2 separate regions of the Homo sapiens genome follow, and region 2 is linked to region 1. Evidence: read pairs that join two places in POLR2A ChIA-PET (ENCODE). Cell type or tissue: IMR-90. All regions are shown on one strand. Links, peaks and the distances in the headings refer to the core of each region. The heading gives the core; the rest is flanking DNA.

The links. ChIA-PET counts read pairs that join two places held together with the same protein. Peaks named below come from ENCODE experiments on the same cell type or tissue, not always from the same donor. Only the 100,000 strongest peaks of a DNase experiment are listed, where the experiment ranks them.
Region 2: POLR2A ChIA-PET joins it to region 1 with 6 read pairs; 2 of 35 experiments call an interaction of 5 or more read pairs at or near these places.

What each region holds. Positions count from the first base shown.
Region 1 is chr16:69,213,974-69,220,157 of GRCh38, reverse strand. All of the region lies in intron 1 of SNTB2 (syntrophin beta 2), which reads right to left. Among named protein-coding and RNA genes, the nearest start is that of SNTB2, 30 kb to the right of the region's middle. In IMR-90, for the core only: no CTCF peak of the experiment used is centred there; a DNase peak (open chromatin) is centred at 2,487; H3K27ac peaks cover 281 bases.
Region 2 is chr16:69,055,681-69,061,864 of GRCh38, reverse strand. The region is part of intron 17 of TANGO6 (transport and golgi organization 6 homolog); the gene reads right to left. Among named protein-coding and RNA genes, the nearest start is that of HAS3, 47 kb to the left of the region's middle. RefSeq lists an enhancer at 3,926-4,145. In IMR-90, for the core only: no CTCF peak of the experiment used is centred there; DNase peaks (open chromatin) are centred at 3,634 and 3,974.

The DNA of each region.
Region 1 (6,184 bases), core at 568-5,567:
AAATCTGACTTTCTTGCATTGGAACATACATTTTCTAAATACTTACATAAAACCATCAAGAGGCTTAAGTAAGTTATGGGTACCTTCGCTTAAAAATGCAAAACCTGGAGTTGGGCACAGTGGCTCATGCCTGTAATTCCAGCACTTTGGGAGGCCAAGGCAGGCAGATCATGAGGTCAGGAGATCAAGACCATCCTGGCCAACATGGTGAAACCCCCGTTTCTACCAAAAATACAAAAATTAGCTGGGCGTGGTGGCACGTGCCTATAATCCCAGTTACTCGAGAGGCTGAGGCAGGAGAATTGCTTAAACCAGGGAGTCGGAGGTTGCAGTGAGCCAAGATCGCGCCACTGCACTCCAGCTTGGTAACACAGTGAGACTCCATCTCCAAAAACAAAACAAAACAAAACAAAACAAAACAAAACAAAACAAAACAAAATAAAATAAAATCTGGTTTCTATGACTATTGCGTACAAACTATTAAATAATTGAAGAAATTTACAACCAAATGAGACGGACTTTTTAAATATACTAGAATCATATTCACTGCCTCAGAGAACTGAGTTATTTTCTTTCCCCCTCTTGCACTATTACTGACTCATAGCATGGACTTGAGCAAATTATTTAGTCTCTAGGCTTGTATTCTAATCATATGTGTAGTAATGACTATTAACTGCCATTACATGCACTTAAGATTCTCAGCTAAACATAAATCATCACATTCTGCAATACTATTTGTTCTGCCTTTGGAGGGACTGCCTCATATTCCAGAGATATATTAGAATGTTCTTTGAGTTGACATCTCCAGTGATCCAGCCATTAAATTAACATCTCCCTATTCCCCAGCTCTTCCATGATGGCCCTTGATGGTCCTGATCTAATTTTCCTTAGGTTATTTAATCTTTCCTAATATCAATCAACTGTAGTTCCATGGTTCATAATATGGTATTTATGGCTAAACAATGAAAAGTTCCTGAACCAGACCTGATGTCTTACAGGTACTGCAAACTTAACAAGTATGTATTAGACACTTGGATGGCTAATCCAATACCCACTCCCAATCCTCCTCTCTCTCCTATCTATCTTCACCATAAAGTTAAATACTCACTTCTCCAATGCCCCTTGCAGTTACTGGTAACCATTCCACTAGTTATGGCCAACAAGATGTAAGCTAAAATCTGTAAGGGGCATCTGGGAAAGCTTTTCTTGATAAAGAGGACAGACCCAACCAGTATCTTTCCCTTTCCCCTTCTTCCTGCTTTGAATTTATGCCTCAAGGCAGCTTTGGATAAGATGTCTGGAGTTGCAATCATGAGATAAACAACCTTATTATGAATAACAGAACAAACATGATTATCATAGAGTGCTGCATCAGTCCTAAAAGAGTCTACCTTCAGACCTCTTATGATTTGAGATTTTAAAAAATTGTTTGTAACAGGCCAGGCACAGTGACTCATGCCTGTAATCCCAGCACTTTGGGAGGCCGAGGCAGGTGGATCACGAGGTCAGGAGATCAAGACCATCCTGGCTAACACAGTGAAACCCCGTCTCTACTAAAAATACAAAACATTAGCCGGGTGTGGTGGCAGGCGCCTGTAATCCCAGCTACTCGTGAGGCTGAGGCAGGAGAATGGCGTGAACCTGGGAGGCAGAGCTTGCAGTGAGCCGAGATCGTGCCACTGCACTCCAGCCTGGGCAACAAAGTGATACTCCATCTCAAGAAAAAAAAAAAAAGAAGAAGAAGAAAAGAAAATGGAACCATCAATGCTTTGAAAACATCAAAGAATACTGTCATTTTAGAACTATCTACATTTAATTCCAAAATTCCATGACAAATATTCTTGTCAAGTAATATTAAGTTAATACTATAGAGCAGCTTTGGATATGTGGAAGTTTGCCCTTGCAACTGACAGCCAATATGTGTTAATATTAGCTTCCTATAATCAGTAAGCATGCTTATCCTGTGATTATATTTATCTTTATGCATGCTAAATCCTCCTCTCTCTCCTGGAGATTATTCTAGGAAAGAAGAAAGATTCACCACTATAATACATATACATGAATTATAGAGCTATACCCAAATATAGCCTAGTTAAATTACCATACTTAGAGAAGATTAATGAAATAACTATTAACTCCAAGTGTATTGTGTTTACCACCTGCCACCACACACACAAAGTGTCCTGTGCACAAAGACAATAGATAACAGAATTTCAGAGCTACAGGAGACCTCAGTAATAATTCAGTCCAACATGTTCATTTTTACCTAAAAAAAATTTTTTTTCAGGCAGCTCTCTCAACCAGGATAAGTTGAGAGACTCCTACAACATGCTTATTTATAAAGATATTTAAACTGAAACCTAAGAAATCTGAGGCCTAAAGAAATCAGAAAACTTCTTCTAAGTCACAGCCAGCCTACGGCAAAGCCATGGCTAAAAACCCTTGTCATCTGCTCCTGAATTTATCTCCAATCTTCCATTTGTTTTTTTAAGATAGCATAAAATCATAAAGCACTATTTGTATAGATTACTCAGCAGCCAGTACAAATGAGTCAGAACTCAAGCTTGCTCACTGGGTCTTTATAGTTAAAAACTGAAGTAGTCAGCTTTTATCTAAGATTAACACAAAAGTCTCACCAGTTATGAGAGTAAGTGAGCATTTTAAAATTTTTAATTTTATTTTTTTGAGACAGGGTCTTGCTCTATTATCCAGGCTGGAGTGCAGTGGCTCAATCACAGTCACTACAGCCTCAATGTCCTGGGTTCAAGCAATCCTTCCACCTCAGCCTCCCAAGTACCTGGGATTACAGGTGCATGCCACAATGTTCGGCTAATTTTTGTATTTTTTGTAGAGACAGGGTTTCACCATGTTGCCCAGGCTGGTCACGAACTCCTGGGCTCAAGTAATCTGCCCACCTCGGCCTCCCCAGTGAGTGAGCATTTTAATTCATGTTTTAAAAATGGGAAAAAAGGAAAAAGAAAGGCCAAACATATGCCTTGGCTAATAATCTAACAGAAGGCTACATTTTATTACTTTACCGTTAACGTACTGTAAAGATTCAGGCCACAGTCTTTTCACTCAGAAATAACTCACTTTTTCTATGTCAGATATCCAGACTTTAAAAAAAAAATGATCAGGGATCAATATTTAAGTCAGTAGGCTTCCCACTCCAGAAGCAAATGGTCGTTTTTGAGCCATTGGAAGTACTAAGGAGCCTGGACAGTCATAGCCACACTCTCCTTCCCACTCATGGGCTTTGCAGCAATGACAGGGGAAGAGCATGGTTAGAAAAGTGGCACAGCAACCCCAGCCAAACTAAAAGTAGATAAATGGCACCAGAGAAGAATACTATTTTTCAAAAGAAGGTTATTACTTTTTAGAAGAGATTGTGCTTCCCATATGTCCATCCCTTCAGAGCTTACATCCATGTAAGTGGTTTAATTCCATTACTTCTATTTTTTTTTGGGGGGGGGGCAGGGTCTCACTCTGTCACCCATGGGGCTGGAGTACAATGGTGCAATCACAGCTCAATGCAGCTGTGACTTCCCATGTATAAGCGATCTTCCCATCTCAGCCTCCTGAGTAGCTGAAACTATAGGTGCACACCATGCTCAGCTAATTTTTTTTTTTTTTTAATTGTAGAGGTGGGATTTCATCACGTTGCCCAGACTGGTCTTGAACTCCTGATCTCATGCAATCCTCCCACCGTGGCCTCCCAAAGTACTGGGATTATAGGCGTGAGCCACCATGCCCAGCCTGATTTCAATTTCTTTATATATAAAATCATAATACCTATCCTTAGGGAATTATTATGAAGATTAAGTGAATTAACTTGTGAAAAATAATTTTAAAAATTGTGAAAGCCATACAAATTTCAGGTATTACCATTATTACCTAATTCAGCAGAACTTGACATTTTCATGGATTTCAGAAATTGACAGAGTACATGGTAAAGAGCAGGAGCTCAGTAAGTGTTTACTGAATGAATTAACAAAATAATTAGAACCTCCTTCCAAGAAGTATTATCTTATATACATAATGGGCTGGGTGCAGTGGCTCCTGTCTGTTAATCCCTGTATTTTGTGAGGCCGAGGACAGAGGACGGCTTGAGCCCAGAAGTTCAGGACCAGCCTGGGTAACATGGTAAGACCTCCCCACCCTCATCTCTACAAATTTTTTTCTTTTTAATTAGCCAGGCACAGTGGTGCATACCGGTGGTCCTAGCTACTCAGGAGGCTGAGGTGCAAGGATCACTTGAGCCTGAGAGTTTGAGGCTGCAGTGAGCTGTGATCACGCCACTGCACTCCAGCCTGGGTGACAGATCAGGACCCTGTATCAAAAACAAAAGAAAAACCTCTGAGCCTTTCTGTATCTGATCTATGCATGCAATAGAACTGCTGTGAGGGTTAATGAGATAAAGCGCATAAAGCAAGCCAGGACTCTAAAGAAACATGTTCCTCTCAGCACCTTCTTAAATATATGAACCTGTCACACTAACATCATAAAGGCCAGAAAAAAGCTGAAAATTCAAGTTATAATAGCTTTGGTACCGCACACACATCCACAAATCTTTAAAACGCCCCAGTGCTCTAATTTAATAATTAAGTTTTTAGTTTCTGTTGGTGGAAATCCTGGAAGCAGAAGAATGGTAAACAAACATTATCTCAGTAACAATGCAAAGAAGTACCTGGAATGAGTAGGAGAACATACACGTATGAACCATAATGGCTTCTTTAATAGGAAACATCTCACTTTTCTTTTTTTATTTTTAGAGACAATCTTTGTCACTTAGGCTGAAATGCAGTGGCACAATCCTACAGCCTTGAATTCCTACAGCCTCAAATTCCTGGGCTCAAGGGATCCTCCCACCTCAGCCTCCCGTGTAGCTGGGACAACAGGCATGCATCACCACACCTGGCTAATTTTTTAATATTTTCATAGAGACAGGCTCTCACTGCATTACCCAGGATGGTAAGTAACCCTTACTTAAAGTTAAAATAGGCCGGGCACAGTGGCTCACGTCTGTAATCCCAACACTTTGGGAGGGAGTGGGTGGATCGTCTGAGGTGAGTGGATCATCTGTGGTCAGGAGTTCGGGAACAGCCTGGCCAACATGGTGAAACCCCATCTCTACTGAAAATACAGAATTAGTCAGGCATGGTGGCACATGCCTGTAATCCCAGCTACCTGGGAGGCTTAGGCAGGAGAATAGCTTAAGTCTAGGAGGTGGAGGTTGCAGTGAATCGAGACTGCACCACTGCACTCCAGCCTGGGTGACAGAACGAGACCATATGTCAAAATTAAATTAAATTAATATTAAGATAAAAAACAGGCCAGGCACGGTGGCTCACGTCTGTAATCCCAGCACTGTGGGAGGCTGAGATGGGTGGATCACCTGAGGTCAGGAGTTCCAGACCAGCCTGGCCAACATGGTGAAACCCCATCTCTACTAAATATACCAAAATTAGCCAGGCGTGGTGGCAGGCGCCTGTAATCCCAGCTACTCAGGAGGCTGAGGCAGGAGAATCACTTGAACCCGGGAGGTGGAGGTTGCAGTGAGCCAAGATCGTGCCACTGCAATCCAGCCTGGGCGACAGAGCGAGACTCTGCCTCAAACATACATACACACATATGTACATATAAAATATATGTTTATTAGAGTTGTATATATGTTGAAGCCACAACACACTACACAAAAACTCTAAAATAAGACCAGGTGCAGTGGGTCACACCTATAATCCTAGCACTTTGGGAGGCTGAGGTGGGCAGATCACTTGAGGTCAGGAGTTCAAAACCAGCCTGGCCAACATGGTGAAACTCTGTCTATATGGAAAAATACAAAATACAAAATACAAAAAAATTAGCCAGGCGTGGTGGTGCACACTTGTGATCCCAGCTACTTGGGAGGCTGAGGCAGGAGAATCACTTGAACCTGAGAGATGGAGGTTGCAGTGAGCCGAGATCACACCACTGCACTCCAGCCTGGGCAACAGAGCGAGACTGTCTCAAAAAAAATAAAAAAAAAAAAAATAAAAGGCTGGGCGTGGTGGCTCACGCCTGTAATCCCAGCACTTTGGGAGGCCGAGGCGGGTGGATCACGAGGTCAGGAGTTCAAGACCAGCCTGGCCAAGATGGTGAAACTCCATCTCTACTAAAAACTACAAAAAAATTAGCCGGGCATGGT
Region 2 (6,184 bases), core at 686-5,685, 160 kb after region 1:
TGTATTTTTAGTAGAGATGGGGTTTCACCGTCTTAGCCAGGATTGTCTCGATTTCCTGACCTTGTGATCCGCCCGCCTCGGCCTCCCAAAGTGCTGGGATTACAGGCGTGAGCCACCGCGCGCCCGGCCGGAAATGCATTCTGTAGGAAGATGAAAAGATAAGATAAATGCAGTTTCCTCCTTGGCTGGGAGCAAGCATTATGGCAAAAACCTCTGCCCAGAGGGGATGAACTAAAGGAAATACATATGCTAAAATTTTGACAGCTAAATAAATAAATATAAATATAATGGGAAGATGACTTTTTTGTTTTTGAGACAGAGTCTCACTCTGTCGCCTAGGCTGGAGTGCGGTGGCGCGATCTCGGCTCACTGCAACCTCTGCCTCCCAGGTCCTGCTTTCAGCCTCCTGTGTAGCTGGGACTACAGGTGCATGCCACCACACCCCGCTAATTTTTGTATTTTTAGTAGAGATGGTTTCACTATGTTGGCCAGGCTGGTCTCAAACTCCTGACCCTCAGGTGATCCACCTGCCTCGCCCTCCCAAAGTGCTGGGATTACAGGCATGAGCCACTGCGTCCAGCCAGAAGCCAAATTTTGAAAAGCAGAGTGATTCTAGCCGAACATCAGTATTCATTCTGTCACTCTGCCTCAGGACTCCTTCACTCAGCTGATTTGGTGATAGCAGGTCCATAACCCAACTGCAACAACAAAAAAACCCTGTAGGTGTTTCCAAGTAAGGAGGCAAAATTCCCTCCTTAAGAGATCTTAAGAAAACTTGTTGAGGCAACTTTTGCTCTTGGGAAACCTGAATACTAGATTTTGGAAGTCCCAGAATTCCCAGTCTTTTATTTTTTTGTTTTTTTTGTTTTTTTTTTAGACGGAGTCTCCCTCTGTTACCAGGCTGGAGTGCAGTGGCGCTATCTTGGCTCACTGTAACCTCTGCCTCCCGGGTTCAAGTGATTCACCTGCCTCAGCCTCCCGAGTAGCTGGGACCACAGGCGTGCGCCACCACGCCCAGCTAATTTTTGTATTTTTAGTAGAGATGGGGTTTCACCATGTTGGCCAGGATGGTCTCGATCTCGTGACCTTGTGATCCTCCCGCCTCGGCCTCCCAAAGTGCTGGGATTACAGGTGTGAGCCACCATGCCTGGCTTAGAATTCCCGGTTAAAGATCAAGATCTAAAAAGTCATTTATTGCAAAGGTGGGTACGAAGGAATTTAAGAGCAATGTTCCATGCCTCTTTTTTTTTTCTTTTTCTTTTTTTTTTTAAGAGACAGAGTCTTCTCTGTTGCCTGGGGTGGAGTGCAGTGGCACAATGATAATTCACCGTAGCCTTCAACTCCCGGGCTCATGTGATCTTCTTGCCTCAGTTTCCAAAGTAGCTGGGACTACAGGCATGCACCACTATACTAAGCTACATTTTTTATTTTAGTAGAGATGAGGCCTCGCTATGTTGCCCAGGCTGGCCAGGCCTCTTACAGAAATGATTTCATTCACTCATAAACAGGGCAAAGTGCTAGCTTTTGGGAATATAAAAGTGAATGGAGGCTGGGGGCAGTGGCTCACACCTGTAGTCCTAGAACTCTGGGAGGCTGAGATGGGCGGATCACTTGAGCCCAGGAGTTCAAGAGCAACCTGGGCAACATGGTGAAACCTCATCTCTATTACACTTTAATTAAACTTAAAGAAAAAAAAGCCTTTTCATAAAAAGTATAACATGTAGCGGAGTCCTACAGGATTAATACAAACTCATCAGATGGATAGCTGGGGGAAGGAAGGCATTCGAGGCATAAGAAACAGTATGGACCAAGATGTGACCAAGATGTGGAGGCAGGAATCAGGATGGCAGATTATTCTGGGGCTGCCATGAGCTTCTCAGGGCATAAGAAGGCAAGCATGGGACAGAAAGTCATAGAAGGCAGGTGGGTCCAGATTACAAAGGGCCTTGTATGTCATGCAAAGGAGTCTGACCTTCATCTGATAGACCACAAGAAACCACTGAAAAATTATTAGTCGGGACCAGACTTAGCAGATTTGCATCTCAGGAAGATCTCTCTGGCTATAGTTCCCTTACCATCCCTGGGTAACTAAGTACCTGTTGACCCAGGAGAATTAAAGAGTAGAAAAGTGGCCAGGCCAACATGGTGAAACCTCGTCTCTACTAAAAATACAAAAATTAGCTGGGTGTGGTGGTTGTGCACCTGTAGTCCCAGCTACTCGGGAGGCTGAGGCAGGAGAATCATTTGAACCCGGGAGGCAGAGGTTGCAGTGAGCAGAGATTATGCCATTACACTCCAGCCTGGTGACAGAGCAAGACTCCGTCTCAAAAGAAAAGAGAAAAAAAGAAAAAAGAAAAGTGGCCAGGCGCGGTGGCTCACGCCTTTAATCCCAGAACTTTGGGAGGCTGAGGCGGGCGGAACACCTAAGGTCAGGAGTTCGAGACCAGCCTGGCCAACATGGTGAAACCCCCTCTCTACTAAAAATGCAAAAATTTCTGGGCATGGTGGCTCACGCCTGTAGTCCCAGCAGTTTGGGAGGCCAAGGCAGGTGGATCACTTGAGGTCAGGAGTTCGAGACCAGCCTGGCCAATATGGTGAGACCCCCATCTCTACTAAAAATACAAAAAATTAGCCAGGCGTGGTGGCGTACACTTCCCAGATAATTGGGAGGCTGAGGTGGGATAATTGCTTGAACCCGGGAGGCAGAGGTTGTAGTGAGCCATGATAGCGCCAATGCACTCCAGCCTGGGCAACAGAGCAAGACTCCGTCTCAAAAAAAAAAAAAAGAAATTAGCTGGGCATGGTAATGGGTGCCTGTAATCCCAGCTACTTAGGAGGCTGAGGAAGGAGAATCACTTAGACCTGGGAGGCAGAGGTTGCAGTGAGCCGAGATCGCAGCATTGTATTCCAGCCTGGGTGACAAGAGCAAAACTATGTCTCAAAAAAAAAAAAAAAGAGTAGAAAAGTCCAGTGGTTAAAGACCATTCTGGCTAACACGGTGAAACCCTATCTCTACTAAAAATACAAAAAAATTAGCCAGGTGTGGTGGCGGGCGCCTGTAGTCCCAGCTACTCGAGAGGCTAAGGCAGGAGAATGGTGTGAACACGGGAAGCAGAGCTTGCAGTGAGCCGAGATTGCGCCACTGCACTCCAGCCTGGGTGACAGAGCGAGACTCCGTCTCAAAAAAAAGAGAAAAGTCCAATGGTTAAGGAAGCAGAAGTCTCAGGAACCCAGGTTTGTCCTAATACACTTGTAATACTTCACCTCTTCCTCAAGTATGATCTCAAGCCAGTTCTAATTAGTTCCTTCAGAACAGCCAAGCTGGCAATAAGATAGCCTGGGTTTGCATTCAGTTCTCCTGCTTACTGGCTGTGTGGCATCCGAATGTAAACCTTCTGGACCTGAATTTTCTTATCTGTAAATAGAGTTAATAAGCATATGTCTCTCACAAGGTTGTTAGGGGGACTCAGTGAGATAATAATGTAAAGAATTTAGCACTCTGCCTGGCATACAATAAACCCTTAAACAGGATTAGTTATATTACTATTAAGTATCAAACCTTGGAGGACATGGAATTTATTTGGCGCAGATTTGCTATGAGCAAACAATCCATGGGGTGATGAGCAATGAGCTGGAACAAACCCCAGAGCATCAATCCAGGCTGTCATTTCGCGTCACCCCAAGGAGGGTACACTTAGTCAGAACTCCTCCCTTTCAGAGGATGGAGCAAAGATAAATGGGTTTTGCAACCTGTAGGCCCATCTGATTATCAGAATAATCACTCTCTGGGAAGAAATAATCCCCGAATCAGGTTGTAGACAAGGAGGAAAAGTCCCAGGACTGACTCCCCAGCTTGGCAGCCCTGAAGGTGTCTGGTCTCTTTCAGTTTTTCTCTACCCCATGCTTTTTTCAGTTCTGTGTACATTGTGGGAAGTTGCTGAATCGCGTAGTCTGTGGTTGGACTGTGCTTTTGGCAAGAGGTAGGGGAGCATGAGGAAGGGTAAAGAAAGAAGCCAAGGTTGTTTCCTGCTTTTGCTCTCTTACAGAGCTCCTGTTGGCAGGTCCCGGGAGGTCAGGAAACCCGGGTGCCTGAACACTTTCCCATCACTGTCTCATCATTCTCCTGGGCTAGCAGTAAATACGCCAAAGGGATGTGGTCTGGCCTCTTTTCCTTTTGGATTTCATGGTTTCTGGGATTGGAAGCAGCCTTCTGTTGGCCATGATCTGTGTAGGGAATGCCCAGGTGACTCAGAATTGGAGTTCTTCAGGTGACAGGGACATAGAAAATGGTGTGTGAGCTCTGGAGCTGCACTGCCTGGGTTCATCTATTGGCCTGCCATTTAATAGTTGTTGAACAAGTTACTTAGCTTCTTCGTCTTAGTCTCCTCATGTTTAAAATAGGGATAGCAGAATTCTGTGAGCCTATTTGGCTTAGGAAGCTGGCCGTAAATAAAAGAAAAAAGAGTGATAGTAATCATACTGAAATGGGGTTACTATAAGGATCTGGTGAATTAATTAATGTAAAGCACACAGATATAAGTGCTGTCATGTAGTAAATGCCTAAATAAAAGTGTTTTGTGTAGTTTTAATTTATACTCTATTTTTCAGAAACACAACTACCATATAAACTGAGAGAGTATTTTTATTTCTTTGGGATTTTACAAAGAGCAATTTACCATTTTTGAAAATCAGGCCATTCACGGGAACTTGTAGTTCCAGCTAATCGGGAGGCTGAGGCAGGAGAATGACGTGAACCTGGGACGTGAACCCATGAGCTTGCAGTGAGCCAGATCATGCCTCTGCACTCCAGCCTGGGCAACAGAGCAAGACTCCATCTCAAAAAAAAAAAAAAAAAAAAAAAAAAAAAGAAAATCAGGCCATTCAAGGCTGGGCTTGGTGGCTCATGCCTGTAATCCCAGCACTTTGGGAGGCCTGGGCAGGCGGATCAAGAGGTCAGGAGATCGAGACCATCCTGGCTAACACGGTGAAACCCCGTCTCTACAAAAAATACAAAAAAATTAGTTGGGCGTGGTGGCAGGCGCCTGTAACCCCAGATACTCGGGGTTACTGTAACTGGTAACTTGCATTGCTAATGAGTGCTAATTCTTCCTGGCATTAACTTTGGAAAATTATAAACTATTGTCTCTTCATGAGCTTTAGTTACCTAATTCATAAAATAAGACGGTTGCATTATTTCCCAAAGTATCTTTCAAGGAACTTGGCCTGCTTATGATGAAAAAAGGGTTCTTGGTAAATGAATTTAGGAAATTGTGGGTTTTTTTTTTTTTGCTGCAGGACTTCGCAGACTTCTTAATAGGCTAACATGTACTGAGTCTCCAAGAGGAGAATGTCTAGTTGTATACAGCATTTTCTAAGCTTATTTGACCAGGAAGACCTTATTTCAAAGGAGCAGCTCATGAAGTTAGTGTGCCAGGGACATTTCTGTGAAATATAAATTAAATATTCTAAATCCTCTTCCACTTCTAACATCCTAAAATTCTGTGACATTAAATGTTTAAATGAGAAACTTTTGGCCATTTTAAATAACAATCAGAAGAGTAAAGCAAAAGCTAGCCTACAGAAAATAAAATATTGTAAATCTGATGCAGAAGAGGAAAACAAACCAAATTCTAACACATGTAGATCTATGTAAATGATTTTGCAGAAGAGGCAGAAAGGGAATAGTTTTAAATGTTAGAGTTTCTACACTGTCCCTTATGTCATCACTAGCAAAGGTTGAACATTTATAACTTAGCAATCCCAGCAAGGTACTGAGTCCTCATCTTTTCAGCTTTAATTTTCTTTTTTCTTTTTCTTTTTTTTTTGAGATGGAGTCTTGCTCTTGTTGCCCAGGGTGGAGTGCAATGGCATGATCTCGGCTCACTGCAACCTCCGCCTCCTGGGTTCAAGCAATTCTCCTGCCTCAGCCTCCCAAGTAGCTGGGATTACAGACGCCCACCACCACTCCCGGCTAATTTTTTGGTATTTTCAGTAGAGAAAGGGCTTCACTATGTTGGCCAGGCTGGTTTCAAACTCCTGACCTCAGGCAATCCACCTGCCTCGGCCTCTCAAAGTGCTGGGATTACAGGCGTGACACGCCAGCACGCCTGGCTCAGCTTTACTTTTCAAGCCCATCACTAACATCACGTGGATTTGGCCAAGTTACTGTTGAGGAAATCTATGG